Linked DNA regions of Homo sapiens: region 2 is linked to region 1. A link is an interaction called in ENCODE POLR2A ChIA-PET data of the cell type or tissue named here. Cell type or tissue: PC-3. All regions are shown on one strand. Links, peaks and the distances in the headings refer to the core of each region. The heading gives the core; the rest is flanking DNA.

Region 1 (11,804 bases), core at 4,956-7,455:
GTTTTAAAAGAGTAATTTGAGGATCACTTGAGGTCAGGGGTTCGAGACTAGACTGGCCAACATAGTGAAACCCCATCTCTACTAAAAATACAAAAATTAGCCTGGCGTGGGGTGGGCACCTGTAATCCCACCTACTTGGGAGGCTGAGGCAGGAGAATTGCTTGAACCCCAGAGGCAGAGGTTGCAATGAGCTGAGATCGTGCCTCTGCACTCCAGCCTGGGCAACAGAGCGACACTTCATTTCAAAAACAAGATAAAGTAAAACAAATGTTCTTATCCAGCTGGTGGGTGTGTAGGTGGGTTGGGTTGCTTTAAAGGGGTAATTTGGTGGCATCTATTAAAATTTTAAATGAGTGCCTTAGGACCCAGCAATTTCACCCTCCATCTCTGTGTCCAAGAAACCCTTCAAGGCAGCATTCATGAGGATGTTTATTGACTCTCGATTATGGCAATTTTGATGGAAATTGGAAACAGCCCAAACGATTGTTTCAACCCAGAAAGAAGATGGAATAGTCACCCTACAGAACACTGTGCTCAGGCCAGATTCAGTGGCTTACGCCTGTAATTCCAGCACTTTGGGAGGCCGGGGCAGGAGGATCTCTTGAGCCCAAATGTTCCAGGCCAGCCTGGGCAACATGCCAAGACCCCATCTCTACCAAAAAAAAAAAAAAAACACAAAAAAAATTAGCCAGGCATAGTGGTGTGCCCCTGTGGTCTCAGCTACTTGGTAGGCCAAGATGGGAGGATCACCTGAGCCCAGGAGGTCAAGGCTCCAAAGAGTCATGATCGAGCCACTGCACTCCAGCCTAGGTGACAAAGCAAAAACCTGTCTCAAAAAAAAAAAATTATGAATATAAAATTAGGTCAGGGCCAGGCACAGTGGCTCACATCTGTCATCCCAGCACTTTGGGAGGCCGAGGTGGGCGGATCACTTGATGTCAGGAGTTTGAGACAAGCCTGACCAACATGGCGAAACCCCGTCTCTACTAAAAATACAAAGATTAGCCGGGCATGATAGTGCACTCCTGTAATCCCAGCTACTCAGGAGGCTGAGGCAGGAGAATTGCTTGAACCCAGGGGGTGAGGGTTGTAGTAAGCCAAGATCCCGCCACTGCACTCTGGCCTAGGTGACAGAGTGAGACTCCGTCTCAAAAAAAAATTATAAAATAAAATTAGGTCAGACCAGGCACAGTAGCTCACACCTGTAATCCCAACACTTTGGGAGATCAAGGCGGGATAATCACTTGAGGCTAGGAGCTCAAGACCACCCTGGGCAATATAGCGAGACCCATCTCTACAAAAAAAAAAAAAAGATAAAAAGAAAAATAGATCTAAATAGGTCTGACCATCCCTAAGGGAAGAAGCTTTGCGGAGAGAAACTGCAGCTCTTCCTCTTCCCAGCAGGCCCAAGGGACAGGATTGCAAAGGCAGCCAGCGAACTCTCTGAGGCCAGGCCCGCTGGGAGATCTTCGTGAGGGGCTGTGCCTCTCATGTCTCCTGGGGGACCTTGTCCTTATCGAGAGTCACTGAAGGGACCCTAAATAAGAGGCGCTGTGCATACCCACCAAGTGACACTGCCTGCGCATCGGTTGTGCAAATGGCTGCACCAAAATCCAGGGGACACATTGTATAGCCCTGGCCTCAGTGTGTGTGGTCAAGTTGAGGAAGTGAGCAAAGAAATGAAAAGCTAAAGAGTCCAAATGAGGTGGAGCTCAGAGCCCGACAATGACACCACTGGGGGTAACTCAGGGGAGGGGCCAACAGGGAGCAGGGCTACTCTTGGGGTCTTCCACTTCAATTTCTTAATACATTTGATCAAGTTGCCCAGCATGAAGATACTCGTTTGCAAAAAGTTTTGTTGTTGTTTTTCAGAGCAGTCTCTGTGGAAACTGCTGAGCCACATGGTCAAGCACCACAGCCAGCCAAGACGCTGCAAACCAAGCTGGAGGTTTCGGGGGTTTCCAGTCTTTTTTTTTTTTTTTTTTAAGTATCAAACACCATAAAATTCCCATCACTGTTCTGGAGACACAGACGTAAATGGAAAATGGATTCCTGTTGTAAGTAAAGATCACCAGGCTCCTGGGGAGATGGATCCCAGATCTACCCCCATCCACCACCCCTTCTGTCCATCACCTCTCTAATACCCACACCCCCTTCTGCTCCAGCCACCAGACCCCCAACCTCAGCCTCTGCTCCACTCCAGGCCCTTGCCTGAGCCATTCCTACACCTGCAGTGCCCTCCTGCTCCTCCGCTTTCTCTCACCTGTGAAAATCCCACCTTTCCTTTACAGTTCTACACCTTCCTCACCTCCTCCAGGAAGTCATGTGCAATCAGGAAGTGACCTTTTCCAGTCCTGGAATTTTTTTTGTTTTTTGTTTTTTTTGAGGTGGAGTCTCACTCCGTCGTCCAGGCTGAAGTGCAATGGAGTGATCCCGGCTCACTGCAACCTCTGCCTATGGGTTCAGGAGAGTCTCCTGCCTCAACCTCCCAAGTAGCAGGGGTTACAGGCATATGTGCCACCATACCTGGCTAATTTTTTTGTGTATTTTTAGTAAAGATGGGGTTTCACCATATTGGCCAGGCTGGTCTCAAACTCCTGCCCTCCAGTAATCCTCCCACCTTGGCCTCCCAAAGTGCTGTGATTACAGGTGTGAGCCACCACATCTGGCCCACTCCTGAAATTAATGGTGCTCATTACTGAAATCTCTCCCATGATGCAAACTTACTATCTCCTAGCTGGGAGCACAGTCATTTGAACGCCTGCCCAGAAGGGAGAGGGAAAGGTGACATCTTTGCATTCTGAATGGGGACAAGTGGCCACTTTCCCTGCAGAGCCTGGGTAGGAGCCCCGCCCCACTCAGGGAGGTGATGGATGAGCTAAGACTGCAGGAATCCTCTGTCTGCGGTTTGAGAATGCCCCATGCCCACATTGGGGTCCAGCTTTCGTGGGGAAGCTGGAGAAGATGGAAGAGAAAAGAGTGTTCTATTGGGGTTGGGAGACATGGCTGTAATGTCAGATGCTGCTGACTGTAGGCTGCCCACACACAACTGAGACTGGGAGCTGGCTCCAGAAATTAATCAGATTCCAGCCAGAGCTCAAGACAGGCAAGAGGATTGCTGGGGAGAAGGAAGGAGCAGAGCTGTGGGAAGACTATGCTGACGATGGCAGTGTCGGCCCAATCATCAGTGACACTTGCCATCGGGTCCCTTCCTAGTGACACTGAAATGGAATGCACAGGAAGTCAGTGGGGGGCACTGGTCTCCCTCCAAGGTCACTTTTGTCACAGGTACCTGGGGGAAGACGTGAATCCAGAAACGTACAGGCCGGGACCAGCCCCCAAATATCAAGGATTAGGGAGGGACATGTTGAAACTAGGGCTATGGGCTGGACACAGTAGCTCACGCCTGTAATTCCAGTACTTTGGGAGGTCTAGCTGGACAGATCACCTGAGGTCAGGAGTGTGAGACCAGCCTGGCCAACATAGAGAAACCCCGTCTCTACTAAAAATACAAAAATTAGCTGAACAGGGTGACGCACCTGTGTAGTCCCAGTTACTAGGGAGGCTCTGGGACAAGAATCGCTTGAACCCAGGAGGTGGAGGCTGCAGTGAGCCAAGATCATGCCACTGCACTCCAGCCTGGGCAACAGAATGAGACTGTCTCAAAAAAAAAAAAAAGGAAACTAGGGCTGGGGAATAGGTCAGTCTTTCTCCCAGGAGGAGTGAGTGAGGCAGGAGGAGGTTGGGAAGGTTGGCCACTGTGTGATTATGTGAATTGCAGCTACAGTTGTCCCGATAATATCAGCTGATGGGAGTCCAGGGACCCACAAGAGTTGTCTCTGAAGTCATGGTGGCTAGGGTAGGGGGAATCAGCTTGCTTGATGGGTAGATGACAAGCTGATACTTGGCTTTAAGAGTAAAGTTCCTCGGCTGGGAGAAGTGGCTTACGCCTATAATCCCAGCACTTTGGGAGGCCGAGGTGGGTAGATCACCTGAGGTCAGGAGTTCGAGACCAGCCTGACCAACATGGTGAACCCTATCTCTACTAAAATATAAAAATTAGCCAGGCGTGGTGGCAGGCGCCTGTAATCTCAGCTACTCAGGAGGCTGAGGCAGGAGAATCACTTGAACCCAGGAGGTAGAGGTTGCATTGAGCCAAGATCATGCCACTGTGCTCCAACCTGTACAAGACGGAGCAAAACTCCATCTCAAAAAAAAAAAAAGCAAAAAAGGGTAAAGTCTCTCAAAGCCAGCGAGTTTGGTGTAGCAGTCAGAAAGTGTCAGGTTATGCTGCAGTAACAAACAGTCCTAAAGGCTATATGGCTTACAACAGCAAAGGTGTATTTCTTGCTCATGCCGCTTGCCCATTTCAATGTCTGTGCTCTCATCCATGCCATGTTCACTCTGGGACCTGGGCTGGCCAAACCACCCCCGTCTGGGACATTGCCAGTCTCATGGTGGTAGAGGGTGACAGATGGCAAAACCACCAGCTGGCTCTTGAAGCTTCTTTCCAGAGACGATGTGCGTCCCTTCCACCCAAATTTTATTGGCCAAAGCAAGTCACAAGGTCGCCCTGGATATAAAATACTATCAGAGAGAGGCACTGCCAGTCAGACATCAAGCGTGATATCAGCGAGACAGGGAGGTATGATCTACCCAAGGGAGAGAAAGCAAATATTTTCAACAATAACACAATCTACCACAGCTGGGATCCCAGCAGGGGTATGGTTTATGCAAATCAAGATCCCATCAAGCAGGATCAGACCCCTGGTGGGGCCTTGTGTGCCACACAAAGAGATCTCGCCACTGCACTCCAGCCCAGGTGGGCGACAGAGTGAGACTGTGTCTCAAAAAATAAAAATAAATAAAATTTAAAAACCACCTAAAAATTCCAAAGGAAAATTTAGGAGACTATATGTATAATTTGGGAGCTGAGGAGACTATTTTAATCAAAACAAGAAAGCTGAAAGCTGTAAAAATAAAATTACACATATCCTACTACATTAAAAAGTAACATTTTGTGGGGGAAAGTTATCAAAACAATACAAAGTAGTGGCAGAATTGTTTGCAATCTGAATGACAGACAAAGGGTTAATATATGTAATATACAAACAGCATTTACAAATGTATATTTTAAAAACACACTGTTCAACCTGATATTCATGGACATTGTATATTAAATGCCTCTTAAGATACTTTCAGGATCACAGTATAATTTTATTGGGTTTTGGAGTCCTATAGTATGTTTATGATACTGGAATCATAGGCAAAATGTTTTTCAATAAATTTTTTCAAACTTCTGTTTTCGGCCAAGCATGGTGGCTCACGTCTGTAATTCCAGCACTTTGGGAGGCCGAGATGGGTGGATCACTTGAAGTCAGGAGTTCAAGACCAGCCTGGTCAATATGGCGAAACCCCCGTCTCTACTAAAAATACAAGAATTAGCCAGGTATGGGGGGTGCACGCCTGTAATCCCAGCTACTTGGTAGGCTAAGGCAGGATAATCCCTTGAACCCTAGAGGCAGAAGCTGCAGTGAGCCCAGATCGTGCCACTGCACTCCAGCCTGGGCAACAGAGTGAGACTCCATCCCAAAAAAAGAAAAAATCTCATGTTTTCATGTGAAGTTTGTTCCATGTGAAGTTTATTTTTCTTCAATCAGTTTCTCTCTTTCCTTCTCTTTCTGTCCTTCCTTGCCTGTTTCATGCGAGCATCATTATTCCTAAGATAAAATCAAATGCTTAATTCACACTTGCACAAAATCTCCAGAAACCTAAGGTCACACAGGGACATTTCAGAAAGCAGCCAGTACTATTTTTCACGTTCTTTTTGGCAGTTTCATTTATGGCCGCTGCTTTAATGCAGTTTTGAAGAATTCATCACACCCTTTATGATTGAATGCAAACACCCAAGCTTGAGAAGAGAAGGAAGAGAGGGAGAGAGCAAGAGCCTGCCAGTTTCTGTTTGCAATATGCTATCGTTTCTGATTCTAAGGAGGAAAAATAACCTCATAAATTTAAATATGGAACATATCCTCTTAGAAAGAATGCTCACATTAAGAGTAATAAATGTCAACATTTATGGATTTATGGGGTTTTAAAAACAACTCAAAGCTTGTGCAAACATTTCTCATATGGTCATTGTTTTCCGAGGATTGCGTAAACGGAAGCCCAGGTCAGCTTGAGGATTTTTCTGGAGGTTCAGCGAAGTCATATCAAATCAGGGAAATGGGATCTTGCCTTTCTCTGATTAATTTAATTTCTTCTGTCTCCTCTTGTCTTCTTCCTAGAGTCTGGTGCATCTGAAAGTTCTGTGAACACTAGCCTGCCACATTCAGTGGATCTGGAGGCAACTATCGCCCTCCTATAAATACCAAGGGTGCCACTGGCCTGCTCCTTACACCAGACAGTAAACAGTCACCAAGAGCCTGATTGAAGCTTTGGGACAAAACAATGAAACCAAAAGATGGATTTGCTGAGTAGCGGAGACCGTAAACTGCTACTCTCAGTTTATTTATTTATTTATTTTTAATTTTTTTTTTTTTTTGAGATGGAGTCTCACTCTGCCGCCCAGGCTGGAGTGCAGTGGTGTAATCTCAGCTCACTGCAGCCTCCGCTTCCCAGGTTCCATCAATTCTCCTGCCTCAGCCTCCCGAGTAGCTGAGATTACAGGCCCATGCCACCACGACCTGCTAATTTTTGTATTTTAAACCATGTTGGCCTGGCTGGTCTTGAACTCCTGACCTCAGGTGACCCAACTGCCTCAGCCTCCCAAAGTGCTGGGATTACAGGAGTGAGCCACTGCACCCAGCCGTCTCTGTGTTTTAAAAAATAAAATAATAATAAATACATTATTTTTAGGCCAGGTGCAGTGACTCATGCCTGTAATCCCAGCACTTTAGGAGGCCAAGGTGAGTGGATCACTTGAAGTCAGGAGTTCAAGACCAGCCTGGCCAACATGGCGAAACGCGGTCTCTACTAAAAATACAAAAAAAAAATTAGCTAGGTGTAGTGGCTCACACCTGTAATCCCAGCTACTTGGGAGGCTGAGGCAGAAGAATTGCTTGAACCCAGGAGGCAGAGGTTGCAGTGAGCTGAGATTGTGCCATTGCACTTCAGCCTGGGAAACGGAGGAAGACTCTATCTCAAAAAATAAATAAATAAAATAAAAAATAAATATATTATTGTTAAAACTGGTTTTCCACCATTGGTGATCTTAAAGTGTGTGCTTAAAACTTTTATTTTAATGATATTATTCTTGAATTGCAAGCCCAGATATCTATAGCATGATTGGTCTTAGTGAATTTATTGAGGTGTACGTTTTATTTAAAAGTATGTGGTGGCTCACGCCTGTCATCCCAGCACTTTGGGAAGCTGAAGAGGGTGGATCACAAGGTCAGGAGATCAAGAACATCCTGGCTAACGTGGTGAAACCCCATCTCTACTAAAAATACAAAAAATTAGCCAGACGTGATGGCAGGCGCCTGTAGTCCCAGCTACTCAGGAGGCTGAGGCAGGAGAATGGCATGAGCCCGGGAGGCAGAGCTGGCAGTGAGCCGAGATTGCACCACTGCACTCTAGCCTGGGTGACAGAGCAAGACTCCATCTCAAAAAAAGAAAATGAATAAAAAGACAAGAAAATGTGGCACATATATACCATGGAATACTATGCAGCCATAAAAAAGGATGAGTTCATGTCCTTTGCAGGGACATGGATGAAGCTGGAAACCATCATTCTTAGCAAACTATCGCAAGGACAGAAAGCCAAACACTGCATGTTCCCACTCATAGGTGGGAATTGAACAATGAGAACACTTGGTCACAGGGCAGGAACATCGCACACTGGACTTTGTTGGGGGCTGGCGGGCTGGGGGAGGGATGGCATTAGGAGAAATACCTAATGTAAATGACGAGTTGATGGGTGCAGCAAACCAGCATGGCACATGTATACCTATGTAACAAACCTTCATGTTGTGCACATGTATCCTAGAATTTAAAGTATAATAAAAAAAATCATACCACGGTCTTTCCTATAGAAAGATCTAAGCTTGCTAATATGACTGAATTGCTTTACTATTGAATTCCAGCAAACACTTAAGGAAGAAATCATACCAACTGTACACAAACTCTTTCAGAAAATGGAACACTTCCCAACTTTGTTTATGAGCCCAGCATTATTCTGATACCAAACCAAGACAAATACATTACAAGAAAACTAGACCGATAGCCCTAATGAATATAGACACAAAAATCCTCAAGGAAATATTATGAAATAAAACATAGCAATACATAAAAATAATGCATCATGACCAAGTGGGGTTAATCCCAGGGATACAAAGCTGGTTAAACATTTGAAAATGAATCAATGTAATTTCTTATGTCAACAGTCTAAAGATGAGAAACCACATGATCATTTCCATAGATGCAGGAAAAGCATTTGACAAAATCTGACGTCCATTACTGATAAAAGCTCTCCGAAAACTAGTAAATAGAAGGAACTTCCTCAACCTATTAAAGGACAGCTACAAAAAAGAAAAAAAAAATCAGCAAAGTATCTTAGTCTGTTCAGGCTGCTGCAACAAAATACTGTAAACTGGGTAGTTTATAAACAACAGACATTTATTCTCATAGTTCTAGAGGCTGGGAAGTCCAAGATCAAGGCAGATTTTGTGTCTAGTGAGATCCTGCTTTCTGGCTTATAGACAGTTCCTTCTTTCTGTGTCTTCACATGGTAGAAGGGCAAGGGTCTTTCTAGGTCTCCTTTTTTTTTTTTTTTTTTTTTTTTTCCTGAGACAGAGTCTCACTGTGTCACCCAGGCAGGCTTGGGGCTCACTGCGACCTCTTCCTCCCAGGATCAATGATTCTCCTGCCTCAGCCTCCCAAGTAGCTGGGACTACAGTCATGTGCCACCATGCCCTGCTAGTTTTTGTACTTTTAGTAGAGATGTATTTCACCATGTTGGCCAGGCTGGTCTCGAACTCCTGACCTCAAGTGATCCACCTACCTCAGCCTCCCGAAGTGCTGGGATTATGGGTATGACCTTATCTGGCCTCTGGGTCTCTTTCATAAGGGCACTAATCCCATTCATGAGGGCTCCACCACCATGGCCTAATCACCTCCTGATATGGTTTGGGTCTGTGTCCCCACCCAAATCTCATGTTAAAATGTAATCCCCAGTGCTGGAGGTGGGGCCTGGTGAGAGGTGATTGGATCATGGAGGTGAATCCTTCATAAATGGTTTAACACCATCCCCTTGGTGCTATTCTTGTGGTAGAGTTTTCATGAGCTCTGGTTGTTTAAAAGTGTGTGGCACCTCCCCACTCTCTCTCTTCCTCCTGCTCTGGCTGTGTGAAGACACCTGCTCAGGCTTTGCCTTCTGCCATGAGTAAAAGCTCCCTGAGGCCTCCCCAGCCATGCTTCCTGCATGGCCTGCAGAACCCTAAGCCAATTAAACATATATATGACCCAGTCTCAGTTCCTTCTTTTTTTTTTTTTTTTTTTTTGAGACAGAGTCTTGCTCTGTCATCCAGGCTGGAGTGCAGTGGTGCGATCTTGGCTCACTGCAACCTCCACCTCCCGGGTTCAAGTGATTCTCCTGCCTCAGCCTCCCGAGTAGCTGGGATTACAGGTGTGTGTCACCACTGCCAGCTAATTTTTGCATTTTTTAGTAGAGAGGGGTTTCACCATGTTTGCCAGGCTGGTCTCGAACTTCTGGCCTCAAGTGATTCACCCACCTCGGACTCCCGAAGTGTCAGTTATTTCTTTATAACAATGTGAGAACAGACTAAAACACCTCCTAAAGGCCCCACCTCCTGATATCATCACCTTGGGGGTTAAGATGGCAACATATATGGATTTCGGGGAGCCACAAACATTCAGACCATGGCACTAAGTACATCTATAAAGCTAAGGTCATTAATAGGTTTTTTTTATATGTTTATTTGTTTATTTTGAAACGGAGTCTCGCTCTGTCACCAGCCTGCAGTGCAGTGGCACAATCTCACCTCACTGCAACCTCTGCCTCCCAGATTCAAGTGATTCTCCTTCCTCAGCCTCCCAAGTAGCTGGGATTACAGGTACATGCCACCACACCCAGCTAATTTTGGTATTTTTAGTAGAGATGGGGTTTCACCATGTTGTCCAGGATGGTCTCGATCTCCTGACCTGGTGATCTGCCCACCTCGGCCTCCAAAAGTGCTGGGATTACAGGTGTGAGCCACCATACCCGGCCAATCATTAATAGGTTTTGGAGGGCGATTCTTTGTTATGTCAAGACGAATCTTTCAGCTGGGCACAGTGGCTCACACTTGTAATCCTAACACTTTGGGAGACGGGAGGATCACTTGAGCCCAGGAGTTCAAGACCAGCCTGGGCAACATAGTGAGACACTGTTTTAAAAAAAAAAAATCACTGTGATTAAATGCAGCAGTGCAGAATTGCTTTTGGTTTACTATTTTGACAAGAGCCATCCACTGGTCTCATCCTAACATTTCTTATTCTATAGGTTAGGAAGTCAGTGTGGGAATTCTGCAGGGTGGTGAGGATATTAATCTCAATTTTACACTTAGATATTAGGAAAGTGACCATAGGAAGTTTGTGGGCACAGGGGCCTATAGTGAGGCAAAGTCAGGGTATAACTACATTTATCAGGGCTTTTGTTAAAAAGTCAAGAAAGGTCGGGCATGGTGGCTGACACCCATAATCCCAGCACTTTGGGAGGCTGACGCTGGCAGATCACTCGAGGTCAGGAGTTTGAGACCAGCCTGGCCCCCGTCTCTACTAAAAACACAAAAAAATTAGTCGGGCATGGTGGCACACACCTGTAATCCTGGCTACCCGGAAGGCTGAGTCAGGAGAATCACTTGAACCCGGGAAGCAGAGGTTGCAGTGAGCTGAGATGGCCCCACTGCACTCCAGCCTGGGCGACAGAGTGCGACTCCACCTCAAAAAAAAAAAAAAAAAAAAAAGTCAAAAAAAAAGACCAGGTATAGTGGCTCATGCCTGAAATCTCAGCACTTTGGGAGGCAGAGGCTAGAGGATCCCTTGAGGTCAGAAGTTGGAGACCGGCCTGGGCAACATAGTGAGACCTCATCTCTACCAAAAAAAAAAAAATTTTAAATTATCTGTGTGTGTTGGTGTAGTGTGTGCCTATAGTCACAGCTACTAAGGAAGCTGAGGCAGGAGGATTGCTTGAGCCCAGGAGTCTGAGACTGCAGTGAGCCATGATCATGCCACTCCACTCCAGCCTGGGTGGCAGAGCAAGACTTTCCTCATATATTTAAAAAAAAAAAAACAGATGGCAGCAAGGCTGTGGAGAAAAGGGAACACTCATTCACTGTTGGTCAGAATGTAAATTGTTCAGCCATTACGAAGAGCAGTTCGGATATTTCTCAAAGAACTATGAGTCGAAGTACCAACCAACCCAGCAACCCCACTACTGGGTAACTATCCCCCCAAAAAATAAATTGTTCTACCAAAAGGACACCTGCACCCATGGCACAACAGTATTCACAATAGAAAAGACATGGAATCAACCTAGATGCCCATCTATGGTGAAAAATACAGTATACATACACCATGGATTACTACACAGCCATAAAAAAGAACAAAATCATGTCCATTGCAGCAACGGGGATACAGCTGGAAACCACTAGTCTGAGCTAACTAACGCAGAAACAAAAAACCAAATAACGCTTATTCTCACTTATAAGTGGGAGCTAAATATTGGGTGCACATGGACATAAAAATAAAAACAATAGACACAGGGACTATTAGAGGTAGAAGAGAAGGAGCAGGGCAAGGGCTGA
Region 2 (9,484 bases), core at 4,494-6,993, 220 kb before region 1:
TCCTTCATTCATTCATAGCCCCCCGCCCTGCCCGCTTCAGCATTTCATTCATTCATTCATTCATTCATTTCCCGGAGCTCCGCTAGCGCACACCCCTTCAGCCGAAGGCCCCAGCGCGCAGGCGCAGGCCGGGAGAGGCAGGCACCCTCCAATCGTCGGGCGTCCTTCCTCCTCCGGGCGGCCGCCCGCTTCCCCATGAATGAACATTGACGTCAATGGGGCGGGGCGCGCCCACGTGACCCCGCGCGCTCCCCTTTATAAGGCGGTGGAGGCGCGGGCGCTGTCCAGCGTGCTGAAGCCGGAGCGAGCTAGCCGCCCGGAGCCGCGCCGACCCAGCTGAGCCCAGCCCACGGGACGCCAGACCTCGACCGTCGCTCCTACCCCGGCCACCGCTCGGAGCCGAGGCGGACGCGTCCCGATCTTCCCCTGTCCCCACCCTGCCCCGACCCTCCTCTCCACCTCTCGCGTCGTGACACCAGCTGGTAAATACTCCGCTGTTCGTCCCTCAAACCCTCGGCAGCCAGCCGTGGGCGTGAGGGAGGGTTCTCTCTCCTCTCGATGGGGGTGTTGCAAACACAGCGGGGAGCCCCCTGGTAAGGGTCCCCGGTAAACGGGGGAGTCGCAGCTTTTTCTCTTGCTGCTGAAGTCGCCCACGCACCATCCGGGGAGTCCTACGGGGAGGGAGCAGAGATTTTTTTTTCCCCCATATTGCTGCTGCTTAGTACGTGGGCGATGGCAGTGAGATGGCTCAGGGAAGGGGCCGAGGAGGCCCTGGGTAAGCGAGGGCTTCGGGGGTTATTTTCCCATTTACACGGCTCCAGAGATCGGCACAACATCTTCCTCCTTTGCTCCTAAACGTTCCTCTTCTGGGTAAGGTTTGGGGGATCAGGGAAGCCCCGGGTTTCCTGCTGAAAGGTGGGGGAAGGGAACGTAGACCTAGAGAGGGGAATTCTTACAGAAATCCTCTTTTTTTGGTCCCTTCTATTTTTCAGTCTCCGGCAGCCTCTTGGTCATGAAAGCCCTCAGATTGTCGGCTTCCGCCCTCTTCTGCCTTCTGCTGATCAACGGGTTAGGGGCAGCACCCCCTGGTCGCCCTGAGGCGCAGCCTCCTCCTCTCAGCTCTGAGCATAAAGAGCCGGTAGCCGGGGACGCAGTGCCCGGGCCAAAGGATGGCAGCGCCCCAGAGGTCCGAGGCGCTCGGAATTCCGAGCCGCAGGACGAGGGAGAGCTTTTCCAGGGCGTGGATCCCCGGGCGCTGGCCGCGGTGCTGCTGCAGGCACTCGACCGTCCCGCCTCACCCCCGGCACCAAGCGGCTCCCAGCAGGGGCCGGAGGAAGAAGCAGCTGAAGCTCTGCTGACCGAGACCGTGCGCAGCCAGACCCACAGCCTCCCGGCGCCGGAGAGCCCGGAGCCCGCGGCTCCGCCTCGCCCTCAGACTCCGGAGAATGGGCCCGAGGCGAGCGATCCCTCCGAGGAGCTCGAGGCGCTAGCGTCCCTGCTCCAGGAACTGCGAGATTTCAGTCCAAGTAGCGCCAAGCGCCAGCAGGAGACGGCGGCAGCAGAGACGGAAACCCGCACGCACACGCTGACCCGAGTGAATCTGGAGAGCCCGGGGCCAGAGCGCGTATGGCGCGCTTCCTGGGGAGAGTTCCAGGCGCGTGTCCCGGAGCGCGCGCCCCTGCCGCCCCCGGCCCCCTCTCAATTCCAGGCGCGTATGCCCGACAGCGGGCCCCTTCCCGAAACCCACAAGTTCGGGGAAGGAGTGTCCTCCCCCAAAACACACCTAGGCGAGGCATTGGCACCCCTGTCCAAGGCGTACCAAGGCGTGGCCGCCCCGTTCCCCAAGGCGCGCCGGCCGGAGAGCGCACTCCTGGGCGGCTCCGAGGCGGGCGAGCGCCTTCTCCAGCAAGGGCTGGCGCAGGTGGAGGCCGGGCGGCGGCAGGCGGAGGCCACGCGGCAGGCCGCGGCGCAGGAAGAGCGGCTGGCCGACCTCGCCTCGGACCTGCTGCTCCAGTATTTGCTGCAGGGCGGGGCCCGGCAGCGCGGCCTCGGGGGTCGGGGGCTGCAGGAGGCGGCGGAGGAGCGAGAGAGTGCAAGGGAGGAGGAGGAGGCGGAGCAGGAGAGACGCGGCGGGGAGGAGAGGGTGGGGGAAGAGGATGAGGAGGCGGCCGAGGCGGAGGCAGAGGCGGAGGAGGCGGAGAGGGCGCGGCAGAACGCGCTCCTGTTCGCGGAGGAGGAGGACGGGGAAGCCGGCGCCGAGGACAAGCGCTCCCAGGAGGAGACGCCGGGCCACCGGCGGAAGGAGGCCGAGGGGACAGAGGAGGGCGGGGAGGAGGAGGACGACGAGGAGATGGATCCGCAGACGATCGACAGCCTCATTGAGCTGTCCACCAAACTCCACCTGCCAGCGGACGACGTGGTCAGCATCATCGAGGAGGTGGAGGAGAAGCGGAAGCGGAAGAAGAACGCCCCTCCCGAGCCCGTGCCGCCCCCCCGTGCCGCCCCCGCCCCCACCCACGTCCGCTCCCCGCAGCCCCCGCCCCCCGCCCCCGCTCCCGCACGAGACGAGCTGCCGGACTGGAACGAGGTGCTCCCGCCCTGGGATCGGGAGGAGGACGAGGTGTACCCGCCAGGGCCGTACCACCCTTTCCCCAACTACATCCGGCCGCGGACACTGCAGCCGCCCTCGGCCTTGCGCCGCCGCCACTACCACCACGCCTTGCCGCCTTCGCGCCACTATCCCGGCCGGGAGGCCCAGGCGCGGCGCGCGCAGGAGGAGGCGGAGGCGGAGGAGCGCCGGCTGCAGGAGCAGGAGGAGCTGGAGAATTACATCGAGCACGTGCTGCTCCGGCGCCCGTGACTGCCCTTCCCGGTCCCGCCCCCGCGCGCCCCCGCCGCGCGCGCGCGCCGGCGCCCCCCTCCGTGTTGCCCGCTCCCCCTCGGTGTTTGCATGCGCCCCGGCCCTGCCCCTTGGCCCTGCCCCTGTCCCCGGGCTGCGTCGGGACCTGCCAGACCCCCCTCCCGGGTCCTGAGCCCGAACTCCCAGAGCTCACCCGCGGGTGACCGGGGGCCAGCCCAGGAGGGCGGGTGGTTTGTGCGAGTTCCCTTGCCACGCGGGGCCCCGGCCCCATCAAGTCCCTCTGGGGACGTCCCCGTCGGAAACCGGAAAAAGCAGTTCCAGTTAATTGTGTGAAGTGTGTCTGTCTCCAGCCCTTCGGGCCTCCCACGAGCCCCTCCAGCCTCTCCAAGTCGCTGTGAATTGACCCCTTCTTTCCTTTCTCTGTTGTAAATACCCCTCACGGAGGAAATAGTTTTGCTAAGAAATAAAAGTGACTATTTTATTAGGACTTTGTTCTCGGTTATTCACCCGTCCCCTTGGGCCTGTGTGGTCCTTCCCAAGGGGCGGTGAGGGAAGCGCCAGCCACAGTCCCCGTCTCCTCCTGCTTCCTGCCCCCAAACTAAGGCAAGGGGTAAGTGGGGAAAGTCCTCAAACTGTTTTTAGAGGAGAAGAATGTGGCTCGCACCCATTAAGAAACCCGAAATTCCACTTCCAGCTTGGGGGCTGGTGGTAAAGTCATCTTTCCCCAGGGCTTGACAGAGAGAGGCCCAGCGGAATGCAATAAAAGAGCCAATTGTCTGCGATCAGTCCAGCGACCTCTGGTTCAAAAGAAAAAGGCGACCCGCAGAAGGTGCCACAACTCTGGGTGCCAGTGGGCTCCTTTTTCCCAAGATCCTGGGGCCGCGCGGGTAATGCCGGAGTTTCCTGTGTTCACCCACCCACCTCCCTCCACTGATCCCTACATTCCTGGTCCTAGGTACTTTGCAAGAAATGCGGGGAGGAGGGAGTGGCAGCCACAGAGACATGCTGGCTAAAGCCACTTCTTAACTTTTTTTTTTTTTTTTTTTTTGAGACAGGGTCTCACTATGTTGCCCAGGCTGGAGTGCAGTGGTGCAATCACAGCTCACTGCAACCTCGACTTCCTGGGCTCAAGTGATCCTCCTACCCCAACCTCCTGAGTAGCTGGGACTACAAGTGTGCACCATTATGCCCAGCTAATGTTTGCATTTTTTGTAGGGATGAGGTTTTGCCAGCTTGCTCAGCTGGTCTGGAACTCCTGGGCTCAAGCGACCTCCCCACCTTGGCCTCCCATCTTAAGCCTTTTCTAATCGCAGGTACTTGTGAACTGATTCAAATAAAACTAAACTGGGCAAACGAAATCACCCACAACAGACCCGCATCCTGAAGAGTTGCTCCTCCTTCCATAAAGGCAGCTCAGGGAGTTGGGGGCAGCCCGTTTGGAGACGCATTGGGCATAAAAATCCGTTTAAGGTAGGGTGGCCAGATAAAATACAGGAAATGAAATCTGAAATTCCAGATACACAACAGATGCAGTTTTAGAGTTAAATGTGTCCCAAACACTGCATGCAACACATTTATCCCTAAAATGATTTGTTGTGTATCTGGAATTCTCATTTAACTGCGTGCTCTCCGTTTCTTCCCAAGGCTGGCAGGATCCCCTTGGCCTCCCGATGATGCCAGCAGCCCTGCCTTCCTTCACAGAGCCCAAGGCCAGCAAAGTCCAGAAATGCTTTTACTTTTATTTCAGAAGAAAGGACATAAAGGCAGACACTTCCCCCTCCCCCTCCCCACCCCTCCCAGCTCCTGCCTCACCCAGAACTGGAGTGAAAGGCCAGGGCCAGGACCAGGGTCCCATAAAGCTTGCCCTTCCCCCAACCCTTCCTTCCCTCAAAGTGGCAAGGTTAGAAAAAAATTAACTATGTTGTTCCTCCCTGGCACTGGATAAAGGCCCCACTGCAGCCAAGGAGAAAGAGGGGGGTCCAGGCTCCCCTCCCAGGCAGAGAAGCTGCCTGGCTGGCTAGGGGGAGGGTGGAGGTAGGTTATGGGACAGAGAGGACAAGAAGTGCCCTGAACACCTTTTCCCTTTAACCTGACATATTTATATATTTACAGTTATTAGGGAGGGAAGGACATCTGGGGTGACATCAGTTCTGCAAAGGCAGGGAATAAAAGCCAAATAGCACCCCCATCTGGGTCACATTTTCCTGCCTCCTAGCTTCTAAAACCTTCAGTGGGAAAAGGGGAAAGTGGAGGTAGGGGGTGGAGGGAGGGAATGTTTGAAGGGCCTGAGCCCACAGCTCACTCCGAAAGGTGAGGCAGCAGAGGAGGGGCAGCCGAGTCCCACCAAGAACAGGGCCCTGGGCAGAGGAGAAGCAGCCGTTCCCGCCACGCTGCCAGGACCCCATCGCCACACCCCGGCCCAGCAGGGGCTATGCCAAACCCATCTCCTCCAGCACACTCCGTGGCGACTCATCCTCCTAAGGCAGAGACAGACAGAGGGTGACGCAGAGACACCAGGAGAGGCCGACAGGGTGGGCAAGACAGCAGTCACGAGGAAGAGTCAGACGGGGGAGGCACAGACACGGGGGAGGGGGAGAGAAGCCAATGTGAGCCCAAGGCCGGACCAGTGAGCCCTTCATGGGGCACCCACCAGCCTCCCAGGGCCAGCCCCAGAGCCAGCCAACAGTGGCAGGGGGGGTCCAGGTTGAGTCCGTCACCACCCAGAGAACCCAAAGCCAGGACCTTGGTAAGCAGGGGCCCCGCCTTGACACCTGGGGGTAAAGGGAGTGAAGCCGGGACAAGGAGGTGGGGGATCTTTCTGGGGCCCTGGGGGGTACAGCTGACTGGGTCCTGTTTTTCAGAGTGGGGAAAAGGCAGAGGGAGGTGAGTGCCAGGTCCCTGAGGGAAGGTGAACCAGGCTGCAGGGAGATGCGTCATTAGGGTCTGAGCGCAACACTGGTGACACGATGGGTGTGTGTGCCAGGGCATGTGTGTGTGTGTGTGTGTGTGCGCGCCAGGGTGTGTGTGTGTGCGTGTGTGGGAAGGTGAAGCTCGACCAGTGAGGTGGCAAGTTCAGTTCTGCCCTCTCTCCCACTGCAAAGATGAGCCCTCCCTCGCCCCCCATCTCTCCCCCTCCTCAGAGCCAGCTCAGGCCGGGCTCGCTCATCACTGCAGATTCCGGTGACTCATCTCCCTGCACCAGGGCTCGGTGATGGCACAGCAGAGAGGGGGCAGGCAGTAATGGGGTGAGGGCGGGGGCGCTGGGGAGCAGGGAGAACCAACATCCAGGTGCCCTCTGCCAGCCCCCAAATCCCCATAGCCTTTTCCTCCTGAGACGCAGAGGCTTTGGAGTATGTGTGTGTTAAAAAAAAAAAAAAGAAAAAAAAAAGAGAGGTGGGGGAAGAAATCAGGGAAGAAAAGAATGACCTACCAGGTGCCCCTTCTCCAATTCTCCAAGCAACCCTTAACTCCAGAGCAAACCCTTAACCCTTTGGTGTTAAGCCTTGCTCAGAGAATTGGACAAAGGAGACTGGGTGGCCACGAGACATCTGGGGGCTTGGGAGAAGGACAGAGCTTGGAATGAGGGGTGCACAGGTGGGCTATCTGCCACCCTACCTCCCACCCCATGGGGTCAGGGCTTGAGAGTAAGCTGGAGAGCTGGGCGTGGTGGGGGTCAGATACCACAGGGAGGGGGGGCTCCTTGGCGACGGTGGGCAGGGCAGGCCGGGTGTCCAGGGGAGGGAGGACCCTGTCCGCCACTGTGCGCTTCCTCCTCCTCCTCACTGTCCCTGGCCCGTACCTCTTGCAGTAGGTCAGCCTGCTCGATGGCTTTCAGCACACTCTTCTTGGAGGTGTCCTGGACATCCCCCCCCATCAAAAACTCATCCAGGATGAAGTAGGCCTTCTCAAAGTTGAAGATGATGTCCAGCTCGCACACCTGGGAGGGCGGGGAGAGGCTAAGTTGAGCATGGAGGGGCAACTGGAGCCACTTCCTTTTCAAGACCGTGCCTCCCACCTTGGGTTCTGCCCCCAACCTCCAAGCCTTAGTCATTGGTCAGCTTTTTCAGTTTTTTTGTTTCGTTATTTTGTTAGAGACAGGGTCTCTTGCTCTGTCGTCCAGGCTGCAGTGCAGTGGCATGATCACAGCTCACTGCAGCCTCAAACTCCTGGGCTCAAGTGATCCTCCTGCCTCAGCTTCCTGAGTAGCTGGGACTACAGGTGCATGCTATCACGCCCACCTCATTTTTAAAATATTTTGTAGAGATAGGGTCTTGCCATGTTGGCCAGGCTGGTCTCGAACTTCTGGCCTCAAGTGACCCACCTGCCTCAGCTTCCCAAAATGCTGGGATCACAGGCGTGAGCCACCGCGCCTTGCCTTGGATCAGTTTTTTTCCCTCTTCCTCTTGCATCTTTCCTCCTGATCATGAAACATTAGTTGCCTTATCTACCTTTGTCTATGGTTCCCCTTGCCTTCCCCCCAAAATCTGTGACGTTCTTCCCACCAAAGGCTGTGGTAGCCCCGCTTCCTGGACACTGTGGGGCAGGGAAAGAGGGAATTCTGGACCATGGGGTGGAAGACTTGAGTTCCAAGCAGGGCTCTGCCACTAACCATCTAGCTAAACAAGTCATGAAACATCTCTAAGTCTCAGTTTTCTGGCCTCAAAAATGGGGATACCAACACCTACTGCTAGGATGGGATAAGGAGCAAACGAGAGGACGCAAAAGCACTTTATAACACAAATTATGGAGTTACTACTACGCCCCATCTAAGATCTGAGCTGTCCCTCAGATAAGTTAATTCAGAATCTCTGGGAGTGGAACCTGGACATTGCCATTCAAAAAAATTCTCCAGAAAACTCCAATGCAAATCCAAGATCAGCAACCAGTGATAAAAATCTGAATATGGGGCTGGGTACAGTGGCTCACGCCTATAATCCCAGACTTTGGGAGGCTGAGGTGGGAGGATCACTTGAGCCCCAGAGTTAGAGACCCAGCCTGGGCAACATAGCAAGACCTCATCTCTTAAAAAAAAAAATACAAAAATTAGCTGGGCATAGTGGTGTGCACCTGCAGTCCCACCTCCTCAGGGGACTGAGGCAGGAGGATGGCTTGAGCCCAGAGGTTAAGGCTGCAGTGAGCTACGATTGTGCCACTGCACTCCAGCCATAGGCGGCATTCCTCCAGGTGATAGGGTGAGACTGTGTCTCTAAAAAAATAAAAATTTGAACTAATCAAAACATCTGAACTTGGTCTCTGTGTGAAAAGTCCGAGCTAAGCTCTAAGTGGAGATTAAGTGCCTGATCCTGCCCCCAGTTTCCCCACTCAGGGACGATTATGGGACATGGTTAATAGGCTTAAAGCTTAAAAAGGGAAATTAATTACTGTTCTTACTGCTCCAACTTCACCTCTCCCCTGAAACTTCCAGGGCAGAGACTGGAGGGGCCTCAAAGTTTGGTGGATTACCAAAGGGGATTGCTGGGAATGGAAACTGGTGGGCAGAGGAGACTTACACTGCCAAAGTATTTGTCTAAGAGCTCCACGTATCGGTGGATCAGCTCCAGTGTGATGAGCTCATTGTCTTGGCCCTCGATGGCGCAGCAGAAGTAGAGGCTGGCATATCTGCGGAGAGGAGCGCATGAGACATCGCTACAAGCTTGCTTCAGGACCCAGGCATTCTGGTCTCAAACCTCTCACCAGCCTGGAGGTGGTCTGTGCCCTGGCTGGCCACAGGTGAGGTGGCCCTAGGGCATGTAAAGAGTAACTCACCTGCCTCTTTGTGCTGTCTTAAAAACATGCAAAGAACGCATGCTTTTTCCTTCCTGCCCTCTGACCTCCTAAGTTTGACTCAGCAAAAACCTGAGCCAAGTAATTTACCTGCTCCGAGGAGAAGGAACCGGAAAGGGTGTGTGTGTGCGTGTGTGTTAGGAAAAGTAGGGCAGGACCTTTGACTGCAAGGGACATGCGCAGTGGGGCAAGACAGGGCCCAAAGGGACACGTGAGTGAGGCAGGTGTTGCACGTGAGCAAAACCAAGTGGTAAACAAGAACTTCTTTAAGAGTTTGGGGAGAAAAAAAAAAAAAAAAAAGGAAGCTGACATTCATTACTGTCCTCCAGATGTCCTCAGCTCCCAGGTCTCCCTGACCTACAGGACGACCATTTCTCAGACATTTTAACCCACTGCCCAACTTGAATCTAGGCAGGTCTGAAAGTAGGTGGGGAGTCACCTCTTATAGACAACTTTGAGGTCCCTCCACTCCAGGAAGCTGCACATCTTGGGCTTTCGAGCCAGGACAACCTGCATGAGCTCGCGCACCATCTTCTTCCGTTCCTTGTCCGAAGTGGCCAGGTACCATTTTTGCAGCCGCAGTTTTCCCTGCCGGCTGAATAATAGCATGAACCGCATCTGTGGGGGATGGGAGGGCAGAACCGAGGGTAACCACACATTCCCCAAACTTATCTCCAGCTAATTCTTCTCTACTTTCTTCCAACATCCAGCCCCTTGCTCTCAAGGCTGGGTGTTTCCACCAGCAGGGGGAAGTCAGAGCTTCTGAGTCTGTCAGCTGGGTTCAAATCCTGGCTCTACTAGTTATGCAAGGCCTTGGCCCAATTACTACTGTAAGTCTCT

The links. ChIA-PET counts read pairs that join two places held together with the same protein. Peaks named below come from ENCODE experiments on the same cell type or tissue, not always from the same donor. Only the 100,000 strongest peaks of a DNase experiment are listed, where the experiment ranks them.
Region 2: POLR2A ChIA-PET joins it to region 1 with 17 read pairs; 4 of 35 experiments call an interaction of 5 or more read pairs at or near these places.

The regions. Positions count from the first base shown.
Region 1 is chr7:100,936,820-100,948,623 of GRCh38, reverse strand. LOC105375431 (a long non-coding RNA gene) reads left to right here. Exons shown (of 3, transcript XR_007060457.1): 2 at 1,873-2,057; 3 at 6,288-6,565. Among named protein-coding and RNA genes, the nearest start is that of MUC3A, 6.8 kb to the left of the region's middle. RefSeq lists an enhancer at 4,474-5,023. In PC-3, for the core only: no CTCF peak of the experiment used is centred there; a DNase peak (open chromatin) is centred at 6,143; H3K4me3 peaks cover 508 bases; H3K27ac peaks cover 1,039 bases.
Region 2 is chr7:101,156,372-101,165,855 of GRCh38, reverse strand. AP1S1 (adaptor related protein complex 1 subunit sigma 1) reads right to left here. Exons shown (of 5, transcript NM_001283.5): 2 at 9,084-9,262; 3 at 8,371-8,479; 4 at 6,660-6,797; 5 at 4,580-5,337. The coding sequence ends at 5,290. It overlaps MIR4653 (microRNA 4653), which reads right to left and starts at 6,383; the gene lies at 6,301-6,383. VGF (VGF nerve growth factor inducible) reads left to right here and starts at 287. Exons shown (of 2, transcript NM_003378.4): 1 at 287-482; 2 at 993-3,347. The coding sequence starts at 1,013. The coding sequence ends at 2,860. RefSeq lists silencers at 257-356, 2,119-2,258, 2,419-2,468, 3,029-3,118 and an enhancer at 8,296-9,484. In PC-3, for the core only: no CTCF peak of the experiment used is centred there; a DNase peak (open chromatin) is centred at 5,845; H3K27ac peaks cover 2,253 bases.